3 separate regions of the Mus musculus genome follow, and all the other regions are linked to region 2. A link is a contact called in ENCODE POLR2A ChIA-PET data. All regions are on one chromosome and are shown on one strand. Each heading gives the region's core, a stretch centred on a gene start or an enhancer-like site at or near the end of the contact. The rest is flanking DNA. Distances are from core to core; before and after follow the strand shown. Region 1 holds the start of Ripk1 (receptor (TNFRSF)-interacting serine-threonine kinase 1). Region 2 holds the start of Tubb2b (tubulin, beta 2B class IIB). Region 3 holds the start of Bphl (biphenyl hydrolase-like (serine hydrolase, breast epithelial mucin-associated antigen)).

Region 1 (3,643 bases), core at 334-2,833, 130 kb after region 2:
AAAACTTAGTATTATATCCATGTTTTTATAGTAAGACACATCTGCCAGAATGATATCCTACCGATGTGTGGGAAACTATATATTTGCTTCAAATTCCAGATCCTACTGGAGATATTAAGGAGACATTAACTAAGGTGTAATAGTACTGTGCCCAGTTTGTAAGTTGTTACCTTGGGCACATATCTTATTACAATCTTGAAAGCTTAACATTATGTGTAAGGCTCAAAGTAGCAAAGAATGAGAAAAATGGAAATTAAAGTTAAGAATTGTTACTACTGTTTTTGTCAGTCATACAAACAAAACATCCCAAATTTCATTTTCAATAAGACTAGTATATTTCTACATACAATACAGCTGTGATAGTTCACCTTTCTCACAAGCCTTAGTAGTATCTTTCCAGGGGCTACAGAATTACACAATTAAGTCATTGCATCCCAAAGTTCACTCTACCATCGAGTCTTCATGTGTTAAGAAAGAATACTTTCCTAAAGGTCTTTTGTGGAATTTCTTGATTAAAACAGCTTCAACTCTTTGCACAAAGTAAAAGAGCAAGAAAATCAAATGATCTGCAAGACACAAAGAATGAGTCACCCTGGGCTGCACCATCCATCCTCAGTGGGCTCTGTCCAACGCTTAGGTGAGGAGGATGTGGCTTATCTTTTTCACAACTCAGAAAAGGTCTGCAGCAACCCATAAATGCAAATGCTACTGAGGACCAGAGAAGCCTTGGATGTTTGACACTGGTCTCTCGTTGAGGTCGTAGATCACTCCTGATTTGCCAGCTCACCTCAAAAATAACGATGAAAGCTACCGACTGCTCTGCCACCTGCTGCCCCAAGACAACAGGAATAGACCCTTTTAAAGAGCTGGTAGGTCCAGGGTTGATAGGTTACATTTAGGTAGTCTTGTTGGGGTCCTAAAGCTTCAAGAAGCTGTCATTCCTACCAAAATAATCGTTCCATAGTCACTCTGTAACCATGGCTACGGCGCACCTTCAGTCTCGACTTGAGCTAAAACGACCTCAAGAAGAGTCCAACCTCCCGCTAGATGACAGCAAGTTCCGCGCTTTTCGATTTCCGGGAACGTTTGAAGTCCCGCCCGCCACCCGGCTTCCGGAAACAACGAGCCCCGCCCTCCGGTCCACGCGCAGAAATCGCGCGGCCTCCGCCCCTTCCGGGAAACCAGCTTCTGAGGAAACTAGCGGCGGCGCCCCTGGCCTCGACCCCCGCGCTGACTTACCTCAGAGGCCTTCCCGCGGCCAAGTACCCCGGCCTAGGTGAGGAAGGACGGGCGGTGGACGTCAGGAGCGGCGCCTCGCCGTGGCTGCCCGGCCGGGACGGCCCTGGGCCCTGACGAGGACCGGTCGGAGTTCGGTGCTGAAGTGGCGCCCAGCCACTCGCAGGTCCCCCACAGCCTGCCGCCTCCCGCCGCGTCCAGCTCGCACCTCCGCGGGTCCGCACCGCCGCTGGACTCCCGGGAGGTGAGCGGCACCGACACCCGCGCTCCCGAGGCCGTTCCGGGGGCCGCTGGTCCTCCTCTAAGGACTACTGGGGTGGTGCTAGGCTGCGGCCGCCCCTGTCTCCGCCTCTGCTCACGCCCCGGGGCTGTGTGCACGGGCGAGCGCCAGCCTCCCAGCTGGGCATTGAGCTCTACTGAGCATGCCAGGTTCGCAGCACGACCATCCCGGAGGCCCGCGGGCGGAAGGAATGGCACTTTTGCCTTGCTTTCTGAGCGAGTTCTGAGAGAGCCCTTAAAAAAAATAATACGGCGGTCATAGCTGCTATATGTCAGGGCGGAGACCGCTTGGCCCGCTAGATAGCGCTGTGTGCGACAGTGGCCTTTGCAAGCTTTGTGGGTTCAGAGGTGACACGGTGACAGAACCACTGGTAAATTATCGTTCGTCCACCACAGCAGCCTGTCGAGGAAGAAACGTGATTAATTTGTAGCCCTCGAAAATAGTAGTTGAAACCCCAAGCAGAAACTGTGTTGCTGCAGGTGTCATTAAGAAGAAAGTTGCACGATAGTCCAGTGATCCCTTATTGTCAAAAGATAAATATGACAAGACAGAGAGAGGGCCACAAAAGACACGATAAAGGAGTCTTATTAAACCATACACACGACCACTTTAAGAAAATTCACAGCCATTTTACCAGATACCTCACCATACAAATAAGCATTAAAAAGATGCTCAATGTCAAAGGACATTAGGGGAACTCAACTTTGATGTAGAGTACACATAAAATGCCCCCAAATCCCAAACATTCACCGATGTTAACAAAAACGTACACTAACTGAAAATCACATACATTCCTGCAAAGAATGCAAAACCTTTATGGTTACTGTATGATTTATCAGTTTCACATACAGGTATGTACCCAAATGAACATACATCTAGTGTATAAACACATGTACTTAAGTTGGGTTTTTTGTTTGTTTGTTTGTTTGGAGTTCTTTCCGGGTGGGATTGGGTGTGTGTGTGTGTGTGTGTGTGTGTGTATAAAACTCCACATATGGGAGGCCAGGAGCCCACCTCCAGTTAGCTCCTTCTTACAATGCATCTTTTTCTTTTCCATACAAGGTATTACTTTTACCTTTTGCTTGTGGAATGGACTAAGCTGTCTGGCCAAGGCAAGAGGCACCAGGGGTGTCTCCATGGCCAGTTTTGTTTGTTTGTTTCTGTATGAGTGCTGGGGATTGAACTCAGATCCATATGTTGCCATGGAAAGCACTTTGCTGAAGGAACCATGAGCTATCTTCTTCAGGTTCCTGTACATTGTTTTTCCTTAAGTTTTTTGTTTGTTTTATTTACGAGTGTGTATATAATAGAGTGCAGATTCTCCTAGAGGCCACAGAAAGGTATCAGGTCCCCTGAAGTTAGAGTTTACAGGTGAACTGTCTGGTGTGAGTCTGGGAACCAAACTTGGGGTCCTCTGCAAGAGCAGTATGTGCTTTTAACAGCTGACTCACACTTCCAGCTCCTGTATCTGAAAAATTTAAAGGTTTATTTGATATGTCTGAGTGCTTTGATTGCACGTTTGTGCACCACTTGCATGCCTGGCGTCCATGGAGGTCAGAAGAGGGCATGGGATCTCTTGGAATTGGAGTTATGGATAGTTGTGAGTCACCATATGAGTGCCAAGACCCAGGTCCTCTGCAAGAACAACTACTGAGCCATCTCTCCCATTACTGTATTTAACTTTTGCAGCAGCTTTTCATAATTGCCAAAACTTGAAAGCAAATAAGTTACATTTCAATAGCTCTAGTAAATCTACCACAATGGACTACTACCTAGCACTAAAATCAATTATAGAATTAAAAAAAAAAAGAATTTGGTGTGTTCTTGTGTTTTCTAAGAAAAAAAAAATCAATCTTAAAAAACTAAGTTACAGTGTATGACTTCAAAGATGACGTCCTCAGTGAGAAAAAGTTATGAAAGGCCAGTGGTTGCCACGAGATTGCAGAGAAGTGGGGTATATAAGCAAAGCATAGGGGACTTTTTTTTTTTCCAACCTGAAACTGTTGGATCTGACTATAGTCCCATAGATACCTGTCATGGCATGTCCCGACTGGGTGCTCTAGAGAGGCAGAACTAAAAAGATAGAAAGGAAGATAGAAAGATAGTAGATTTTGGGGGGAGGAACTG
Region 2 (3,803 bases), core at 1,220-3,719:
TATTTCTCTCTCTCTCTCTCTCTCTCTCTCTCTCTCTCTCTCTCTCTCTCTCTCACGCACACACACACACACACACACACACACACCGCAGCTCTTTGCAAAAATGTAAAATGCGAAGCACCGTAAACCCAGAGACAAGTCCTGTGGGGACAATGAGGTAAAATGCATGAAAGGAAAGCTGATCCCGACCAACAGGCTGGATCCCGGGCCGTTCAGGTTTCAGGGTGATTTCCAGTCACGTTGTTGCAAACTTCTTCCGCTAAGAGAAATCCGAGAGTGAAGGCCTTTTCATGTAGAGAATCATAGAGTTTTTCATCAGCTACCTTGCAAAGATCTGGCTCTGAAACAGAAGCTGAGCGAGGAACCCATTAGGTTAGAGAGGCAGGCTCAGATTACCGGGTTTAGAGTTGAGCCCCCGGGGCGCTGGGATTGCTCCTCAGCTCCTCAGGGGGGACCGCTGCACAGCGGCATCTATAATCGCAGTGCTGGTGACACCTTCTCGGTGTTACTTCCAGGTCAACCGAACACCGCAACAGTCACCCTTCAATGGCCCTTTTGGCTCCGAATGTAGCCACCTACCCTGAAAGCTTGGGCGCCCTTGAGACAGTCGGAGCCCTGTCATTAACTCGCTGTGTGACCTTGGGAAGTATTCTCTCTTCATGCTTCTACATCTGTATTAAGACAGGTGAGAAAATTCAAAATTCAGGGCCTGTGTCCTTGGAACCCTGTTACTGGGCACGTGGGCACACCTTCACTGTTCTTGCCTCTCTCTTCTCAATCCACCCTGAACTGAACACCTGCAACCGTATCTGGCGAACTCTGGCCATAGAGATCCAGTCTGGACACCCTGGCAATCACAGGCGGCAAGGCTTTTGTTCTAGGCTGCTTCTCATGGTACATTAGAATTCAGTTTAAAGCCCGCCCTGCCCCCACACCCCTTGCGGAAAGGAGAGGCGATGACAGCTTCAGATGGTTCTAGCAGGTCCTCCCTCGCTCAACAGCTGCGAGCTCTACCCTATAGTGTGACCCTGAGTCACTTGGGCCTCACTCCTTAGAGAATAAAAGGGGTCACATCACCTCCTAAACCACTAGCCCCGCGTAGGGAAGCAGTGACCTTCAACCTGGGATAGCAGGGAACATACTCTGACACCCTTCTTCTTCTCTCCCTCAGAGCACACAGGTTTATTTCACATACGCTCACAAAGGGATCAGTTTCTTCCTCGAATACCTAGAAAATGCGGGTTTGAAGGGAGAGCTGATGCATCGCGTCTGCGCACGCGCTGATGTGAGTGCGCCTGAGTCTGCGGTGGTCTCTGGCTAGCTCACCGCGCTGCAGTTTTTAGGCGTGTCCCCCTCCTCTCCATCCGCAGCACCAAGGCTGGGACCTCTTAGTCACTGCAAATGAAGGTAAGAATGCTCTAGGCGTCGAAGGTTCTCAGAACCTTCTTTTCTAACAACGGATGAACTAAATACTGGAAGGACAGCGCCTGACTGGCTTTTAAACACTCAGTTGTGGAATACATCCCACGCTTTTGTGAACTCCTTTGTTTCCCTGACAGACCCGCCCCCAGGACTCCACCCTCACTCTGCCGGCAACACAGTTCACACACTGCGGCCTGCCACACCCACCCCATCACTCAGGAGGAACAAAAGCCAATCACAGGGTGAAAGGAGTCTTTGGTATCAGGCAGCGAGCACAGTATTCTTGGAGTGTGCGAGGCAGGGCTAGGCTCAGAGGTCCTTCTACCACTAAATGCTGCTACTATAGCAGAGGAACAAGCATAGTCAATAAAGACAAAGGCAAGTCTAAGATGCTCCAAAGTGTCCAAAGTTATGATCTTTTGGATTTTTCTTTTTTCCAATTACACTCGCTTTCGTAGGATCACTAGTCTTTTCCTAAAGTTGTATGTAATGGGCGTGTGCGCCTGGACAGACATTGACCTCCAGGGATGAAGAATGAGGCACTACTCTCGCCAAGTGCTTTGGCTTGGCGAAGCCTGCTCAGAGTAAGAAGAGGAATTGCTCAAGTAACGCAAATGACCCTAAAGCTCCCTACCAGTGCTCACTCGCAACACCGGACTGCACCTGCTGCACCCACCCATTAGCAGCCCCTTCTCCATCCCCAGCCTATGGTACTAAATCACCCCGCCCCGCCACACTACCGCAGTCTTCACGCTCCCAGTTCCCAGTTCCCCACACTCAGCTTGCCCTTCTCAAGTCCGAGACAATGCTCAGGCCCCAGCTTCTCCCAAGAAGCCCCACTCCTCGCAAGGTCTTCACGCCCGCGCTGATTGGCCACAAGCCCATAGTCCAGCCCCCAAGACCGTCCCTGGGGCTCAGAGCATTACGTCAACCCGGCCTGGAGAGCGCTAGCGAGAACGGGACTGGGGGCTTTGGCTGGGGGGCGCGGTCTTTTTGGTTCGCCCCACCCTCCCTACATAAAAGACCGAACCCACCCGGCCCTCGCCCTCAGCCCGTAGCCCGTCGGTTCCGGAGTAAGTTCCAGGTGGCCCAGCAGTGGGTGTGGAAGGGGAGGATCATCAGACCCACTGACACAGACCCAAGACAGCAAGAAGCTAACCAGGCACCATGCGAGAGATCGTGCACATTCAGGCGGGCCAGTGCGGCAACCAGATCGGTGCCAAGGTGGGTTCACTGCTTAGGGGGTGAGGGAGGGACCCTAACGGAGCTCCCCTCGGGATAGGTGGGGTCCAAAATGAGGCGCGGCTCTAGGTAAATACCAGGACTCACCAACGGCGGACCTGACTTGCGGTTTTGTGCAGTCGGATGGGCGTGGTCTCAGAGGAGACTTTAAAGCAAAGGGGTCTCATTCATTTTTCCTGGAACTATTCGGAATTTGAGCTGCCCCATTTTCTTTCCTCCCTAATAGCCACGAGTGCCTAAAGAAGACGTGGGTGTGTCTGCTAGGCTGTGCATGCCGGTCTTAGGGAGGGGCCGCGACACAGGAGAATTGATTTTACTCGCTTGATCACCAGGCGAGCTGCGGGGGAGGGGAGGAAGAACGATTGCCAGACGGTCACTGAACGTGCTTTGAATTTAAAACATCACCCTACAGCTTCCTCGCTTCACTCTCCCCGCCGGCCCCCTTTTCTCCTTGCCTATAGTCCCAGCGCGTTTGTCTCCAGCTGCCAGTGGTGGCTGTGACTTGCCAACCCAGCTTGGGCTGTTTTTTCACACACACACACACACACACACACACACACACACACACACACACACACACACACACACCCTACCTCCTGCTGAGAGCAGCTGTTCTCATGGGAAACCGCCCAGTTTCAACTTTCTGATCCTCTACAATGCAAGCCCTAAGGCTGTGCCTGGGTCATGCCACTCATTAAAGCTTCGGCAACGTCCTGTTGTCAAAACTGTGGGTGATGGGGGGGCTGCTCATTGAGATTGGGGGTAGGGTTGTGCATAGCTAAATACAGTCTTTTTATGTCACAGTTTTGGGAGGTCATCAGTGATGAGCATGGTATAGACCCCACTGGAAGTTACCATGGAGACAGTGATTTGCAACTGGAAAGAATCAATGTATACTACAATGAAGCAACTGGTAATTACTTTTAACACCCCATCTTCAATTCTGGCATCCCTAAGCTCTGCTCTTATTTGAACCCAGGAGAAGGTGGCTTATTTTAGGATGACCATTTTTGGGGTGGGGTAGCCTCTTCTGTGCCAACCAAACCCTTTGAAAGCTTGGTCATAATAGACCTTTCTTTGTTTGGGGGTACCACCAAACAGGAAGGAGGTGGGACCGAGCCCTACTCTATAGAAGATAC
Region 3 (3,829 bases), core at 1,261-3,760, 93 kb after region 2:
AACCCTTTCCCCCCCCAATTTGCATTTTGGTCATAGAAGCAATAGAAAGCCTAAGTGAGCACCTCACTTAGAGATGAAAATAGGGATTGCTTAATAAGATGCAGCTGCACTTTGTAAGTCCTTACTGCTTATACTCTGCTTCTCATCAATAACCGAGAGTCACAGTATCAACTGCTGCCACTACTTGATGACACAAAGTGTGGTGTCTTTTTATATATAGTGCTATTATTTATATATGTTAAGTTCCAAACCTGGACAAGTGGTTGAGGTGTCTATTTAACATATCAAAGTGGACCTGGCCTCTAGGTTCCCCCAGCATCCCTCATCCCTACCTGTTACAGGGTATAGTTGGCATTCCCTGCCCTCTACCCAGAACTCTCCAGCCTAGGGGCTAGGCTGTCATTTCCCCAGAGGCTCTTCCTTATATAATCCAGACATTTTTGGGTACCTGCCCCTTTTTGTACCTTTGGCCTCTTGGCTGCTGTAGTTGGTTCTCCTCTCCCCCTCCCTGGCCCTACCCCTCTGGACTTTCCCAGTTGTGTCTGCCTTTGGCTATGCTATCCTTATTTATCTATAATAAACTTTCTTCTCCATCATATCTAGGAGCGATCATGTCTTTTCCTGTCTTATTTCTTTTTCTTCATTCAATGTGCCAACTATGTCATTAATTGTACTTGTTAATTATTTATTTTTATTTTGTTTCACAATCATTGTTCCAAATACAAACACTGCAAGGTCAGGAATCTAGAGAGGTTGAGTAACTTGTCTACAGTCACACAGCTAAGAAGGGTCAATAATACAGTTATTTAGACTATGTGATCTCAAAAGCCCATGATTCTCTTTAATCTCCTGGCAAAAGTGGCATTCAGTCTCATTGCCAAGTCGGGGGGTGGAGGCAGCGATGAGGCGAAGGAATGGACCTGATTCTCTGGCCGGACCTCCTTAGGTTAACTCAGAAAATACTGTTTTCAGACTGTCAGATTTAGTAAATTATTAACATCAGAACGGACATACAACTCCCCACAGAAAAAATGACTTTTCAACAGATCACAGAGATCATGAAGTAAGGAAAGGGTCAAAGTTCCAAGTATCAGATTTACAAGAAACTCTGTGGTGCATAACTCAGCTACCTGCGGGCTGGACACTGGCTGTGAAGAGGTTTTCATGGGACTGTTGCGGCTGAGGCTGCAGCCTGGCTTCAGGATTAACCACCTGGAGCTGTTTCTCAGGTTACAGGCCGTTTGTATTTCTAAAACAATGCAGGGTGAGACTAAGGGAAACCTTAGCAGAGATCTTTTAGGAAGAGTGGTCTCCAGTGCAGCTAAGTGAATGAGACTCTCAACAGCCATTAAGTTGCCGATGAGCATGACATTAACACAACCTTAGTAGCCTCGTTCAAGCCCTTTTTGCAATCAGGAAACGGGATAACATGCCTCTTCACTAGCAATTTATACAACCAGAGTCACTGATATGTTTTCCAACGTGTATATTTAAAAAGTTGTTAAAGTCATATGAGAGAAGAAATCTGAATTGGATATAGACTAAGAGAGCTACACAATCATGCTACTAATGTTTAAAAACAAACAAACAAACAAACAAAAAAATGGGTCGCTTTTCCGTTCTTTCTACTTCCAGATTATATGCTCAAACGATTGGTTTCCACATCAGGTCTAATAAAGTTCCAAATGCTCGTTACTACTGTCAATGGCCCACCGATAGTAAACTGCACACGACCACTGCCTATGTCTGCATGTGTATAACATGGAGGGATGCGCACAACTTCAGCCTGCTCTATCCACATCTTCTGCTTACATTCTCTTGAGACCGTGCACCCATTTTCAAGACAGCAGGTCTCCATGAATGTTATTATTTTAGCAAAGGGCTGGAGTGTAGTGTAGAGGGAAATAGAAGTGAAGATTCGGTGTCCTGGCCATCACCACACACACACACACACACACACACACACTCGACTCTCTGGCAGGGGAACCTGGGACTTTGAATTTACACAGGTTCCCAAGCAGATTGTCTTGCACACTTAAGTTTAAAATTAGCAAGCAAAAGGACTCAGGAAACTTGGGCCCTGCCTGCCACTGAAGCAGGTTAGGCAGATTTCTGATTTGGCAGGAATAATTACTGTTCCCAGCAAATGGCTAAGAGGCCAGCAAGCCCCCCACCCCTTCCTTCCTCCCCAGTTCCTTCCCTGTGCACTGAGGAGGCTGGACCACCACCCAGCACGTAGAACCTAACCCCAGGCATCAAAGTGCTCGCACACCAGTTCTGCGGGATCTGGACGTGGGGTTTGAGCAAGGAAGGGCCGACAACGCCAGGCGTCCGTATCCCTCCCCGGCCAGTGGCCCTCGCTGCCCCGAGCACGCCATTACCCGAAGGTGGCTACGGGTTCGGCCTGGGGTACGCAGATCCGGGATTTCAGGGGCGAGAGGAGCAGCCGCAACCGCTGGGCCGCCGGGCGAACTGTTGCGGTCGCCATAGCTCCAGGTCGCACAAGCTCCATGGAACGCGCATGCGCCCGGCTGGATGCCACCCTTCAAGTGCTAAGCTCGAAGTCCCGCCCCTGGCCCGCTGTGCCTTGCTGGAGCTCGCTCTGCTCCTTGTCAGGCCTGCCCAGAAACAAAAACAGAGCGTGTCCTTCTAGTCCTAGCTCTCTCAGGGTGGACAGTTCAGTAGGCACTGCTCCTTGCTTGCAACTGCCAAGGAGTCCAAGGATATGGGTCGGCGGGGCCACCTGCTGTGCTGCCTTCACCTAAAGGGTATCTAAGCAGAGCCTCTGAGAGACAAGTGCACAGCAGACCATCCTGCCTCTGTTAAGGAAGGAAAGCTCAAGCTGGCCTAGAACTCTAGCTGATGTTGATCTTGAGCTCCTGATCCTCCTGACTCATGCTGGGACATCTGGCCTGCATCACTACACCTGACTATGTCCCACTTCCCACATTATCTAGCCCTGGTCCCTTGATGCTAAGCATAATGGTAGCAAGCCTTTAGGTTACTTAGAGCAACATTTATTATGCACGTCTTAAGAACTCATCATTTGTACATCTTGCTGTGTTAGCTTTATGCACCACTGTGACAAACATTTGAGAACAATGTAAAAGGGGGAAAGGTTCATGGTTTCAGAGCTCTAAGCTCAAGGTCATCCGGACCCATTTCTTTGGGCCCGAGGAAAGGCAGTGCATGGTGGGAGCGGAGGCACTTAAGTGTTAAGAGCACTTAACAGGCTGAGAGGGAGAAGAGAAAGAACTGGAAGAAACTGTTCAAAGGAAAAATTGTTCAAAGACATGCATGCTCCCAGTGACCTGCTTCTTGTAGTCAGGCCCCACCTCCTATATCTTCCAATAATACCAACAAACTATGAATCCATTAATAGATAACTCCATTGATTAAGTCAGAGTCCTCACGATCCAATTACCCAGCAATGACTAGTCCCAGTAATGGGGGGGGAGGGAGCTTTCAATACTTCATACCAAAAACTAGTCATTTTTGTGCCAGGTGCCTTAAAGTGTGTCACTATATTTTTAATTAGTATATGCTCCTTCTCCATCCATACTTCTTACCCCAGATTATAGACGAGGAAACAGTGGGAAGAGAAGTTAGAAAGGCTTGGCTCACAGAGCTGTGGAGGGGTATTCAGGTCGGCTTAGCTTCCTAATGCTATATGAAAACATCATACCTCTTACTACAATTACACTAGCTCTTAACTCTTTATAATCACTTATTTGTAAATGTCATTGAGTCTGTCCTCCATTTTAACCCCACCCCATTTTTTGAAGCGATAAAACCATGAAGGGAACCTTGATTTCTTCCCCTCTTCCCC

What was found. ChIA-PET counts read pairs that join two places held with the same protein, here RNA polymerase II (POLR2A).
Region 1: POLR2A ChIA-PET joins it to region 2 with 39 read pairs in embryonic stem cell. The contact joins the promoter of Ripk1 here to the promoter of Tubb2b in region 2. POLR2A ChIA-PET finds 5 or more read pairs at or near these places in 4 of 5 experiments (Patski and embryonic stem cell).
Region 3: POLR2A ChIA-PET joins it to region 2 with 57 read pairs in embryonic stem cell. The contact joins the promoter of Bphl here to the promoter of Tubb2b in region 2. POLR2A ChIA-PET finds 5 or more read pairs at or near these places in 4 of 5 experiments (Patski and embryonic stem cell).

What each region holds. Positions count from the first base shown.
Region 1 is chr13:34,000,303-34,003,945 of GRCm38, reverse strand. Ripk1 (receptor (TNFRSF)-interacting serine-threonine kinase 1) reads right to left here and starts at 1,583. Exons shown (of 11, transcript NM_001359997.1): 1 at 1,240-1,583. It also overlaps a transcript of Serpinb6a not described here.
Region 2 is chr13:34,129,020-34,132,822 of GRCm38, reverse strand. It overlaps Tubb2b (tubulin, beta 2B class IIB), which reads left to right and starts at 2,469. Exons shown (of 4, transcript NM_023716.2): 1 at 2,469-2,646; 2 at 3,469-3,577. The coding sequence starts at 2,590. Gm36500 (a long non-coding RNA gene) reads right to left here and starts at 2,345. Exons shown (of 3, transcript XR_873221.3): 1 at 580-2,345.
Region 3 is chr13:34,036,322-34,040,150 of GRCm38, reverse strand. Bphl (biphenyl hydrolase-like (serine hydrolase, breast epithelial mucin-associated antigen)) reads right to left here and starts at 2,510. Exons shown (of 7, transcript NM_026512.1): 1 at 2,382-2,510. The coding sequence starts at 2,488.